Linked DNA regions of Homo sapiens: region 2 is linked to region 1. Evidence: chromatin contacts called from ENCODE Hi-C or POLR2A ChIA-PET data. All regions are on one chromosome and are shown on one strand. Each heading gives the region's core, a stretch centred on a gene start or an enhancer-like site at or near the end of the contact. The rest is flanking DNA. Distances are from core to core; before and after follow the strand shown. Region 1 overlaps LOC105377727 (a long non-coding RNA gene). Region 2 overlaps LOC105377727 (a long non-coding RNA gene).

Region 1 (6,386 bases), core at 3,833-6,332:
TAATGTGCTTGAATCATCCCAAAACCATCCCCTGCTCTCCCCGCCCTGTCCATGGTTTTGGACCGTGTATTTTGTCTTCCACAAAACCAGTCCCTTGTGCCAAAAAGGTTGGGGATGGCTGCTCCACATGGTAAGGTTTTTCTTTTACAACATAACTGTTGTAATCAGGATTATAATTGTAATCCTGATGATCATTTGTGGAGGACTTACTGTGTGCTGAGCCACGCTTTTATAGCCCTTTGAGGTAACAGTGACTATCTTCATCTGTAGGTGAGAACAAAGAGGCACAGAGAGGTTGAGGATTTTTCCAGGTCACACAGCAGCAAGCAGTGGAGCTGGAGTTTGAAATGAAAGCCTGTCTGACTCCGGAGCCTGTGCCCTTTGTCTGTGTGTGCTATTATCATCAGCATTCTGTGTGGCTTGTCTGTTTCGATTATAAACTGTTCAAGGTTAGGGCCCCACCTTAGCTTTCTGTATTTTCACAATCTCCAGCTGTTCCATGATTGTCAGACTGATCATCATCATCATCATCATCATCATCATTGGTTTGCACGACCAGCAAGTGCTTGTTAAATACCTAGCTGGAGGACTGCACTCAGACCCTGTGCATGTAAAAGTCACAGTCTCTGCCCTCTAAGTTTCTTATATAATCTGCCAGAGATCAGTTTAGACATAACAGCAAGATGGGAAAACTGATGGGTATCTTCCTGCTGATGAGGCTGATTTCTTCTCTGTCTGAGTGGCCTCAGATTCCACATGAAGATGAAGATGTGGGCATGAGCTGAACAGACATTCCTCTGTGTCCACTGTTGTGCCATGAGTAGTACTAGAATCTGGGGATAGTGGAGGAAATACGATGTGGGGCCTTTGAGGCCAGGGAGGGAATTTGGATTTTACTCTTAGTGTGATGGGAAACCAGTGGATGGTTTTAAAGCGTGATGCAATCCCACTTTGCCACACTCTAGCAAGTGAAATCCCTCCTTTCAGCCTCTTGGGTGGTGGGGCAGGTGCGTCCAGCCGGGTCCTGGGTGCTGCCTGGTGTTCACCTCTTGGCAGCCAGCCACGCTGCTGGCCTGGGACAGGTCCACGCATGCAGCACACCCAGGCCCTGCTTTCCTTCTGCCTCCGGCTTCCCCGGCATCTCCATGCTGCCTCCAGAGAGGTCCTTCCAGAGGGCTTCACCACATTCCTCTTTGTGGCTTCCATCACCTTCTAGGTAAAGTCAGGCCACTGTAGCCTGCCTGCTTGCCTGATGGGTCCCTCATGACCCGGATCCTACTCACCCTCCCGCATCGCCTCTTCCCGCTGCTGCTCAAGCTCATATGTCTTACGCTCCGGAACCGGCAGCCCCTGTTCTTCCAGACCTCTGGGTCTTTGTCATGCTCTTGCCACTGTCTGCAGTGCTTTCCACCCTGGTTGACCTGGTGAACTCCTAATTATTCATCAAGGCCCAACCTAAAGATGACTCTTCTCAAAGCCTTCCCTGACTTCCCCATGCTTGGGGAGGTGCCTGTTTCTATTGGTGTGCTTTTGGCAGTATGTAACAGACCCCTCAACTAAAAGAAGCTTAAGCAATGAGAAATCGATCATTTCATTTAACAAGCAACCTGGAGGTAGGACAGTTCCAAGATTGTTTGATTCAGGGACAACCAGGTCTTTCTTTTTTTTTTTTTTTTGAGATGGAGTCTTGCTTAGTCCCCCAGGTTGGAGTGCAATGGTGTGATCTCGGCTCACTGCAACCTCTGCCTCCCAGGATCAAGTGATTCTCCTACCTCAGCCTCCTGAGTAGCTGGGATTACAGGCACCCGCCATCATGCCTGGCTACTTTTTCTATTTTTGTAGAGATGGTGTTTTCACCATGTTGGCCAGGCTGGTCTTGAACTCCTGACCTCAGGTGATCAGTCCGCATCAGCATCCCAAAGTGCTGGGATTACAGGCGTGAGCCACCACACCCAGCCACAACCAGGTCTTTCTTCTTTGCCATCTAGGTTGTTGGTGATGACTCCCCTCATGATGACAAAATGGCTGCCACAGCTCCAGACAAATCTGCATATGACATCCAGAGAGGGGTGGTACTTTGTTTTCCATAGCGGGGAGGAGAAGCTTTCTCAGGAGCCCGTCTGCAGACTTCCCCTCAGGTTTCCATGGCCAGGATTGGGTCATTGGCACATTCTAAACTAATTCCAGATAAGGAATATGGGATCACATGATTCACTCAAACCAATCAGATTCTCTCTTTGGAGCTAAAGAGGAATCATCTGATCAAAATTGGGGTTTTATTAGCAAGAGAGAAGGGGGAAAGGTTATTAGTTAGTGTGGTCGTTGGCCGCCAGGATGGCCCCCAACGATTCCACCTGCTGCGATGCCCAGCCTTGTATTGCTACCTCTCACCTTGCACTGGGTTGGTTTGTGTGACCAATAGCATGGGGCAGAGGTGATGGTATTTTGCTTTTGAGATGAGGTTGTAAGCACTGTGGTTTCCATCTTGGCTTCTCTCTTGCTAACTCGTGTGCTCTCTCTTCCCCTTGGGTTGCTTATTCTGGGGGAGGCCGTGTCTTGAGCAGAGAGGCCCATGTGGCCAGGAGCTGAAGCCCACAGCCATACTAGCATGCCTGGGAGCAGATCCCCAGCCCCTTCAGAGGCTGTGGCCCTGGCTGAGAGCTTGACTGCCACCCCCTCCGAGAGACCATGAGCAAGAGGCACGCAGCTGAGTGCTTCTGGATTCCTGACCCTTAGAACCACATGAAATGTCGGACGTCTATTGTTTTGGGCTGCCAAGTTTGGGGGTAACTTGTTATGTGGCAGTAGATAACTAATACAGCTGGCAAACAACAGTGGCTGCCGAGGTGCACTCCACTGCCCCCTGAAATTGCCATCAGAGCATTGTTTCATAATCTATGTTCGTCTGTTCCCTCTACAAGCTTGTGAGTGGCTTGATTTTCCACTTCCTTGTGCACGGGGGTCTGGAGTGTGCATGTGTGCATGCTTGTGTGTGTGTGCATGCTCGTGTGTGTATGTGTGCATGCTCGTGCGAGTGTGCATGCGTGTGTGAGTGCATGCTTGTATGTGCATGTGTGTGCTGTGTGCATGTGTGTGCTGTGTGCATGCTCATGCATGTGTGCATGTGTGTGCTGTGTGCATGCTCGTGCATGTGTGCATGCTTGTGTGTGTGAGTGCATGCTTGTATGTGCATGTGTGTGCTGTGTGCATGCTCATGCGTGTGTGCATGTGTGTGCTGTGTTATGCATGCTCGTGTGTATGTGCATGTGTGTGCTGTGTGCATGCTCGTGTGTGTGCCTGTGTGTGCTGTGTGCATGCTTGTGTGTGTGTGTGCCTGTGTGTGCTGTGTGCATGCTCGTGTGTGTGTGCATGTGTGTGCTGTGTGCATGCTCGTGCGTGTGTGCATGTGTGTGCTGTGTGCATGCTCGTGCATGTGTGCATGCTTGTGTGTGTGAGCGCATGCTTGTATGTGCATGTGTGTGCTGTGTGCATGCTTGTATGTGCATGTGTGTGCTGTGTGCATGCTAGTGCGTGTGTGCATGTATGTGCTGTGTGCATGCTTGTGTGTGTGCATGTGTGTGCTGTGTGCATGCTCATGCGTGTGTGCATGTGTGTGCCGTGTGCATGCTCGTGCGTGTGTGCATGTGTGTGCCGTGTGAATGCTCGTGTGTGTGTGCATGTGTGTGCTGTGTGCATGCTCGTGTGTGTGTGCATGTGTGTGGGGGATCAAGTCCACCAATCTTCTTTGAGACTCCTTCCTACTGGGTTGTCTCTGGATTCAAGACAGTGTCTAATTTCCTCTGTAACTCTGAGACCTGGCATGGGGCTTGTCACAGAATGGCCTCAGGGAATTTGGTGGAATCAAGAAAATGAATAGGATCCTGGGGTGGGTGAGAACCCGGTTGGCTGCTATGACAACTGTAGCATGGAGGACTCAGAGCAGCCTGGGTCCTGTTGATGATCTGGGAGGTTTTGCAGTAATTTTTCTGTGAAATGGCTTGGGGAGTGGAAGGCAGTTTCCATTCTCACCATCTTGGAAAGACGGTGCCCAGAAGCATGGAGCAGGGTGTGAGGAGGTGACAAGAGTGCTCTCCCAGGAACAGAGTTCTCCCACTTCCATGTCCTCAACTGTGCATTGCCATAACTACTCCAAGTCTGCATTTGTTTACTGAAGACCTACTATGTGCCAGTCTCTTGGCTGAGCACTTTCCAATCAGCTGTGGTCCATAAGCCTCTCCAGGGCGGGAGCTGTGTCTATCTTGTCAATAACACAATGCCAGGCACATAGAAGGTGCATAATACATACTTTGTGAGTGAGTGAATGAATGAACAAATGAATGAATGAAATGAGTGAGTGAGTGACTCTGGCTGCTGCCTCACATAAAAGATAAAAGGAAGTTAGCCTTGGAAAAGTTAGGCAAAGGGAGGATAGGCAGAAGGGTGAGTAGGATGGGAAGGATGTTCCAGGCACAGGAAGCCGCATATGCAAAGGCCCTGTGGTGAGAAGAAGCTTGCAATTGGAACCCAGTCTCCATAAATGGCTCTTTCATCATACCCCATGGTCCTCTGAGGTAAGTCCTTTTATTACCACCACTCTCAATTTGAAAAGTCCTTTCCATCCCTCCAAAAGGTTATGGAGAACATATAGAATAGTGAATTGGAGTACAGACTGCCTGGGCCTGGGCCCGGCTCTGCCCCTGAATAGCTGTGTTTACCTGGGGTACTTGTTTCAGTGTTTTTATCTGCCAAGTAGAGGCAACAGCAGAACCTACCTCATGGGGTTTTTGTGTCACTAAATGGGCTCATAGAATATATTATTATCTCGTGGGAAGCAGAGCTGTGCTGAGTCAAACCTAAACTCAGTGCCTTGGTTAGACAACCCTCTTGGAGGGCAGAAGGACAAGAGCGTTGGCCATCCCCTACTGCAGGTGGGAGCGTGCAGTCAGGCCTGTTCCAGCCTCTCTCTTCTGCCTGAGTCCCCCGCCCCTTGGCGTTGATCAGAAAGGACATTGGGGCAGAAGATTTGTCCTTTGTATGAGGCCTCCATGTTCTGAGAGTTGGTGACGGTGATGGGCCCGTTGTCTCTGTTTCCAGACAGTTCCAGACAGGACCAAGCGTGGCTGCGTCAGAAAAGCATGGAGTGAGACAAAGCTGCTATTTTAAGGCAGCTGCGGGAGCTCGGAGGGCGCGCCTGTGTTCTCCTGTCACAGGCTTGTCAGAGTTGCTGGAGTGAGCTTGGAAGTCAGGGCAGAGGGGGCAGGACAAGGAGAGGAGGGGTCCTCGGCTGACTCACAGACAGACTTGGGAAAGCCAGGGTCCCAGAGGAAACCAGACACAGCAGGGGGAACTTCAACAGGGGCATCTGTATGGGGCAGGGAAAATGTTTATAATCACAGGCTGTGCAAATGGCCATAGAGATCATTTAGGCAAATGCCCCCATTTCACAGGTGAGAAAACTGAGGTGAGAGACGCAAGTGTGGTGGAGGGGCAGAGGCTTCTTTTCTTTGTAAATCAGTGAAGCATTTTGTTTTAAATAATCACCGTATTAAATAGTATTAATCGTATTAAATATTATTATTTATACTTATATTTATAATAATAATAATTATTATTAATACCGTATTAAATAGTATTAAATAAGGTATGGCACATTAATACTATAGTCCTTTGTCATATTTAAAAAAACAAAAAAGATCTGTGTGAACCAACTTAGATTTCTAAGACTTGTTAAGAGAAAAAGAAGTTGTAAGAGAACGTGTACAGCATGTACTTATTAAAAAACAGAGGCAAAGCAAGATTTCCTATTTCAGTAGGTCCAGGTATGGCTATCAAGGCTTTGAGAAAGTTCTGGAAGGATGTTAGCCAAATGGAGTAGGATGGTCAACCTTCAGAGGGGACGGGATGGGGAGTGTGGGGCAGGGGACCTTCACTTCATCAGGATTGTTCCAATTGTTAAGAGAACCTTTTCATGTGTTACTTTTGTCGTTAAAACACAGGATACATAATATTTTTTAAAAATTGTTTTCCAAAGGCTTGTTTGGCCTTGAGGCTGGATTTGTCCAGAAAGCATTTCTCTCCTGGGTATCAAACCCTGTGAAACCCTGGCCTCTCCTCTCTGAAGCCTCACCCTGCTCCCGCTCCCCCACCACACACTGGATTTTATAAAATACAGAAAAATGATAAAAATGCTAATTAAAAGACATTCACTCAACTCCTTCTGCCCGAAGGAAGGCCATGAGAAGATGCTTTTTCTCATGATGCCTCAGGCTTCCAGGAAATTCCCGAGCCCTGGGGGCAAGGCCTGTGGGGGTGCATCACCTCCCAGAGAAGCGATCAGAGGTAGGGATGGAGCCCCTGCGTCCCTCTTCAGAGCGTGGGGTGCTTCC
Region 2 (6,662 bases), core at 3,388-5,887, 47 kb after region 1:
CTGTATTTTAGAATGGTGTGGGAGTTTATGTTTCTGAAATTAGAATGCATCTTATAATTGAAGTGCATATTTAATGTGTTACCAGGCAATAGACTGTATTAGTTAAAAATGAGAGATCTTTCATTGGATGAATTTAGTTCAAATCTTGGTTCTACCAGTTCCAAGCTGTAGAAAAGTTAAATCAAATGACTTAACTTTGCAGCAACCTCCATTTTGTGTATGCAACATGGTGCTGGTAATAATATCTACCTCACCTAGTTATTGTGAGGAATAAATTAAAAAACAGATATGATTGAGCATAGTGCCAGACACACAGAAAAGCCTCAGCAAATATTAGCTATTATTTTATTTATCTAATATTTGTAAACCTACAAGCTAAAATCAAATTAATGGTTTAGAGTAAGGGTTCTTGATTGGAAGCTGCAGAAATTGACTTTTAAAGAGAAAGGGGACTTTTAGAAGGCATATCAGGGCTCATAGAATTGATGGGAGGCTGTAGACTCAGGCTTGATAAGTGGGCAGAACAAAATAGATCTAGGGGGGATCAAGAATCAGGAAACACAATAACAGTCAAAATCAGAAACCACTCTAGATATTTCAAACAGTAGGTATTTAATACAGGGAATTCATTACAAAGATGTTGGAAGGGCTGACAAGCAAAAGAGAGAAGACTCACAAGGAAGAATAAGGCTGTTTTCTACAGGACAGGAAGCTGCCACCAGTCCCTGGGCTGGAGCCTGAGAGCCCACATGCCCCACTGAGCTGCTGGAGGTGCCACTGCTCCTGCTGTTAAAACCTCCTTACTGTAGCTGGGTAGGAATCCCAGGGCCATACTCCTGCAGATGCAGCTACATCGATGCTACTGGAAGTCCCCTGCAGTTATGCTCAGTTGTTTGCTGCTGCTGCTGAAAGCCATTGCCAGAAACCTGAAACAAATGGCTTCTCCCTTCTTCTACCTTCTAACTTCCTGTGAATGCGTCCCATTGGCAGACCCTAATAAAAGGTCATTGCAAGGGAAACTGGGAGAGAAAGTTTGCAGACTCCCAACCCTGATGGTACAGAGGAGGTAGCATGGGGGAGTGAGGAGGTGAGAGGCATGGACACCACTTAGTTTTTGTCCTTATCAGGAATAGGGTGGCCTAGGCACTTTTGTCCTGACCATGGGTATCCCTCTGGCACTTGGCACTTTGAATGCCAAGCTCTACGTGGGAGCACTTCACACACCCTGGTCAACAGGGAGTGGTGAGAGGGAGAGTAGATCCCCATTTCGATTTGGGGGAGGCCTGGGGGCCCTGAATCTTCCAGGAGCATACACAGTGTCAGGGGGTTCACAAACTGAAGTGATGGGCATGGTGCTGAGAAGCCTCCAAAAGGACAAATATTCAACTTGATGAAGTACCTCACAATCAACAGAGACTGAATGAAAACACTAGGGATGGTGCTGCCATTTTTACTAGAAGGACAAGGTAGTGACAAGACATTGGGTGAATGTCAAGAGGCAGGAGATGGCTAGTGACCCCCTAGGAAAGTGGCGAGGGTTAGAACTGACAGTACACAAGTCCTTCAAACCTGCATCTGGCTTCACTGTATGTGCAGAGTGCTGAAGGAGGGGCCAGAGGAGCTGGGTCTGCTGATGCCCACTCCAGAGGCAGGCTCAGGGCAGGCCCATCAGCACCACAGCAGGAGACAACAGTGAGCCCTCGGCGGGCACCAGGCCAATGCTTCCCACGTACTCCTCAGGTAATCCTCGCAGAACACGTCAAGCACACACTATTAGCATCTCATTTTACAGAAGTGGAAACTGAGGCACAGAGTCGTAAGATAAGTTATCTACAATCACACAACCGTTAAGAGGAGAAGCCAGAAGTCACCTATAGAATCCGGAATCTGTTTGAGTCCAGAGCCTGTTTACTGATTTTAAGGGCTGAGAAGTAACTCCTTTAGGATTTTCTAACCTACAGATGGAGAAACGTGGACATCTTGGTGGGGGTGGGGAAATTCAGCCTACCGATCCCCAAAATGTGTTCGAGTTCTTTATTCATTCAAGTAGTAAGAAGTGAAACTGAAAATTTCAGAGGAAGCTCCATGACACAATAAATATCAGAAACTAAATTACATGTTGAGATGAGTTCCCCTGGGCACTTGTGAAATGATTTATCCAGCCTCTGGTGACCTGACTCTTCAGCCCCTCACTCACGTGGAGGCTGTAAAAAGGAAGCGAATGAAGCTTGGGAGAGGAGCTGGGGCCAGGAGCCCCACCCTATCCCAAGAGTGCTTTTTCTTTTACTTCAGGTCAAGAGAGAGGAATTTCAATAGAACACTTGGAGGGCTTCATCCCTGTCCCTTGCAGTCAGGGGATACAGTAGTGGGCAGTGTCTGGCTCTCGCTTGGAAAATCGACAAGATAAGACCATCTTAGTGATTTCACTGACTGCCCCAACAGCAGACGTGAAAGAGAGGTTGTGGCCGCAGTGGGATTGGCCACCTTCTCGAGTTTCTTGGGGAAGGCATACATGGACATTTCCCATGGATTAGATGAGGGCCACAGGGCAAAAGGGCTGGAATGAGACCATCCAAGGTCTGTCCAAAAGGCCCCCTCCCCAGGAGAAGGTGAGCTCTTAGCAGCTGGAAGCTGGAGGGGGCAGCTGATTCCGAAAGGCTATCGACAGAGGAAGCAATGAGACTCAAGAGATGACATCACCCACATTGAGGGCCTAGCACTGGGGGGGGAGGTCTCTGAAGAACTCACAAAAGCACCCACGAGAATCAGCTTTATGCTTGCAAGCAGAGGACAGTATAAGGCAGTCCCCATCAAGTGGACCCTCTCCTGTCCCCTTTTACCTCCCCTCCATTCTCCCTGCCATCCCCATCCAAGTGCAGAACAGTGACAGCAGCTGGCAAGTGAGAAAGGGGGTGAGTGGGAAGGAAGAAACTGGCCTACCTTACCTTCTTCGCAGAAGGCAGGCAGTCTTCCTGCAGCAAGAGGTGGCTCTCATCCAAGCATCCTCTAAGCATTTCCAGGGCACCTGCTTGACACCAGGTCCTGCTTGGGCATGAAGGCAGTAGGGTCATGGGTGAAAGTGAAACGAAGCTGTGACTCCAGCAGAGCCCCTGCCATCTAGAAGCTCCCATTCTAGCCTAAGAGGCTGGCATAGAAAAGGTACTTACAAAATGGTGGGATGCATAACAAAGGCTCATCTTCATTGAGTATCTACTCTGTGTGCTAGGCACTTTGCCTGGATGCTTGCTCAATCCTCCTAACAACCTCGAGATGAGTACTGTTGTGCCCATTTTACAAACGGAAAACTTGGAGCTCCAAGAGGTTATGTGGATTTGAACTCAGTGCTATCTGACTCCAAATGTGAAGTTTTGTTGGTTTGTTTTGTTTTGTTTTTTTTGAGGCAGAGTCTCGCTCTTCACCCAGGCTGGAGTACAGTGGTGCAATCTCAGCTCACTGCAACCTCCGCCTCCCCGGGTTCAACCAATTCTCCTTCCTCAGCCTCCCAAGTAGCTACGATTACAGGTGCCCGCCACCACGCCTAGCTAATTTTCTGTATTTTTAGTAGAGACAGGGTGTTGCCATGTTGGCCAGGCTGGTCTTGAACTCCTGACCTCAGGTGATCCACCCACCTTGGCCTCCCAAAGCGCTGGGATTACAGGCGTGAGCCACCGTGCCCGGTCCAAATGGCATGTTTTTAACCACTCTGCTGTAACAGTACACAGAGGAGGCACCCAGGGTGGGTGGTGTGTGGAAGAATGGGGTTTGGGGGGATGTGCTGATGAGAGAAGTGCATTCCAGAAAAGTGAATCAGCATTTTCGAAGGCTGTGTATTTGTGTGGGTGCAAGACACTGTTTGTGTAGCTGCTAATTAGCATTGATTGAGCACTTACTGCATTTCAGGCACTTTCCTTGTATTTAATCCTCACAGCTTGCTGTGTATTCTCACCGGCATTTTTAATAAAGGAGGGATCTTAGGCTCGGGGAGTTGTAGCCCAGAGACCCACAGACAGTAGAGGAGAGAAACCAGAACTAGCACTCAGGTCTGTTTCAGACTAGCCGCGTTCTCTCCACTACACCAGCCATGTGGCTGGATATTAGCATCAATAGGAAAAGACAGGGATAGTCGACTTCTGAGGGGTGTTCTGGCTGCCCCATCCAACCCCTTTTTTGGAAGTGGCCCCGTAATTTCTTTTTTAGGAAACCATAGCTCCCCAATCGTCCATCTTCTTGCTTTGAGTGGGACCCACCCTACTCTCTGCCGGTCAATATACTGACTACCCTGGCCACAGGATTGATCGGTTCAGAGATGGGCACGTGATCCCAGCTGGTCCAATCACAGGGAGCTCGGGGGCTTGAAAAGGTGCTTCCGGGCGGAGGCTTTCTTCGTGCCTTCCCTGAACTGGGAGGGCTGGGCATGAGGTTCTTCTTCTTCTTTTTAGTTTGCAAGCATTTATTTTATTCTATTCACACTGTACTGGTATTATACAACCTGCAAAAAGTACAAAAGACTAATCCATGTTTACATGCTGGGTCAGAGCCAAGTTGCAAAAAAGGAAGACAGCACAGACAGATACAAAAAGAGCTCAGGTGTCCCGTACAAGCCACAAGCCTCACTGTCACGTGAAGTATTTAAAGCTGTATATATCGCCACAGGAGAATCTCTGGTCTTTGCAGCAACCACACAGAGGTAGGGGTGGGAGGAGGACTAGGCTACAGCCCAACTGGTGTGAAGAGTCGGGGAGGGGGAGCCCAGGAGTGGGGGCAGAATCCTGGGCCCTAACGTGGGCATCTGGTGGGCAGCAGGGCCCCTGATTGAACCCGGCAGGCCGAGCCACTGTGGGGAGACCACATGTTCTCGTTAAGCCGACAGACCATGCTATAAATGAAACTAGAGAGAGTCAGGGACTACTTGTACTTTCTCTAATAACCGCCCACCAGACTCACAGACACAGTGTGTCCCAGGTGGGTCATCAGGCAACTGCACTTCATGTCACAGTAATAAATAGGAGGCTGAGATTACAGTGAAAAATTCAGTGTGGACGTTTCTGTGGGATGGCACAGTGCTTATCACTCTGAATAATGAGGCATTCCTTTCAGTATCTCGAAATGCCAAGTTCCCTCCAGCCTGGGGCTTTGGCACACCCAGTTTCTGCCTGGACTGTTTGTTCTTGCACCATGTCTTCACCCAGATCCCATTCTCCAGATCCTGCATGAATTCTGCTTTTCCCTGGAGCCTCCCTGGACCCCTGAGGCTTGGCTGGCAGCCCCTGCCCCTGGGATCCCATTGTTTCTGGCTACCAAGCAGAGGTCAGCCTGCCTTGTAGCCAGGCTGTGAGCTTTTTAAGAGTGGGGACACTTTTCCTAGTGGTCTCTCCTCTGTCTTCAGTGCCTAGCCTAAGTGCCTGACACATGCTTGTTGCCTGATGACATAAACAGAGGGCAGGAATTGTGTCTGACTCATCTCTGGTTGGGCATCACCCAGGGCTGGCTTCATGGGCTTGCGACCAGTGCCATCACATAAGGCCCTAGAAAGATGGGGCCTTGGTCACCACGTGTGATGTCACCATCATTGTCTTGAAATTTTTAATAATTTTTTTTTGAATTTGTGTTTCGTAAGTGAAGTCTGATGGGACCCCTAAGCATGCTTTAGGGACTTGGAGCCTCAGCTCTCGCACAGTCCTGCCTTCCATCACCTCCCCAGGGTGGGTCAGATACCCATCCCTCCACCTCCACCCCCTGCCCCTGCCCTATGACTGCTGCTGTCCTCCACCCAGCAGGCACACAGAGGATTAGGGGTAGGCATGCACACTTGGTGGCATCTTTTGGTAGGGCATGCTCCAGGGTTAAGCACCACAGTGCATCTGGTGGGTGGCCAGCTGGAGGCTGTGTCTCAGCCAGGTCCAGCCTTTCGCCCACCCCTGATCCAGGTACCCAGAGCATGTTGGCTTAGAGCGTTAAACATTCCCAAGGATCCCTGTCTGCGGTGGGTTGGAGAACAGGCTGTGGGAAGAGGCAGGCTTGGCTCAGCTTCCCCAGACCCCGCCCTAGCCAGGGCAGGTCTTGTCAGTCCAGTCACTGGCTGAGGGTGAACCCAGCTGCCCTCAGACTCAAGCAAGCATGCGTGTCCCATGTTGCAGGGTAAGGCCCCAGGCACTTGTGAACTTCTGTCCTCTCCCTGCTAGTATCCCCCATACCAGAGAGAGTATCCCTGTACCCAGGAATGCTCCAGCAGCTGGCTCTGTGTCAGGTGTGTGTGTATGTGTGTATGTACGTAGGTATGGGTGTGTGTGTGTGTTGGGTGTGTGTGTGTGTGTGTGTTCCTCTCCTCCTCTTTTCAGCCTTGTTTCTGGCTTGTTTGTCTCTTATGGCCACTTAAGGCACTCCCATAGGGTTGAGCCACATAATACAAACTGTAATTTCAGTGATTTTGATAATGCATTAAATGCTCGCTCTTTTGCATTTGAAACTGGAATTTCACAATATAAAGATGAACAGTAAATTCATGCCAGTAATAAAAAATTTTATTTTTTCTTTACTTAGAACATCAAATAGCAAATGAATAGCATCATAAGAAGTCAAGAGAAAGACCATGGAAGAAAGAAGAAACTTTAACAGCGCTTTTTTCATGATCTTTGAACAAGGAGCTCTAAATTATCATTTTG

What was found. A loop is a pair of places that touch in the nucleus more often than their neighbours do. ChIA-PET counts read pairs that join two places held with the same protein, here RNA polymerase II (POLR2A). Pooled maps may share reads with other maps.
Region 2: a map of heart left ventricle shows a loop between it and region 1 (2.3-fold over the local background). The contact joins two enhancer-like sites. A Hi-C loop is called at or near these places in 3 of 168 maps with a recorded cell type or tissue (adrenal gland, heart left ventricle and sigmoid colon) and 3 of 50 pooled maps. POLR2A ChIA-PET finds 5 or more read pairs at or near these places in 2 of 52 experiments (AG04450 and MCF 10A).

The regions. Positions count from the first base shown.
Region 1 is chr5:172,481,534-172,487,919 of GRCh38, forward strand. The region is part of intron 1 of LOC105377727 (a long non-coding RNA gene); the gene reads left to right. Among named protein-coding and RNA genes, the nearest start is that of SH3PXD2B, 30 kb to the left of the region's middle. RefSeq lists an enhancer at 2,884-3,385. Within about 2 kb of position 5,083, at least 2 of the 41 ENCODE cell types and tissues checked have a DNase peak (open chromatin) inside an H3K27ac peak, as active enhancers do.
Region 2 is chr5:172,528,939-172,535,600 of GRCh38, forward strand. It overlaps LOC105377727 (a long non-coding RNA gene), which reads left to right. Exons shown (of 2, transcript XR_941225.3): 2 at 6,541-6,662. Among named protein-coding and RNA genes, the nearest start is that of LINC01944, 27 kb to the right of the region's middle. RefSeq lists an enhancer at 4,711-4,780. Within about 2 kb of position 4,638, at least 7 of the 41 ENCODE cell types and tissues checked have a DNase peak (open chromatin) inside an H3K27ac peak, as active enhancers do.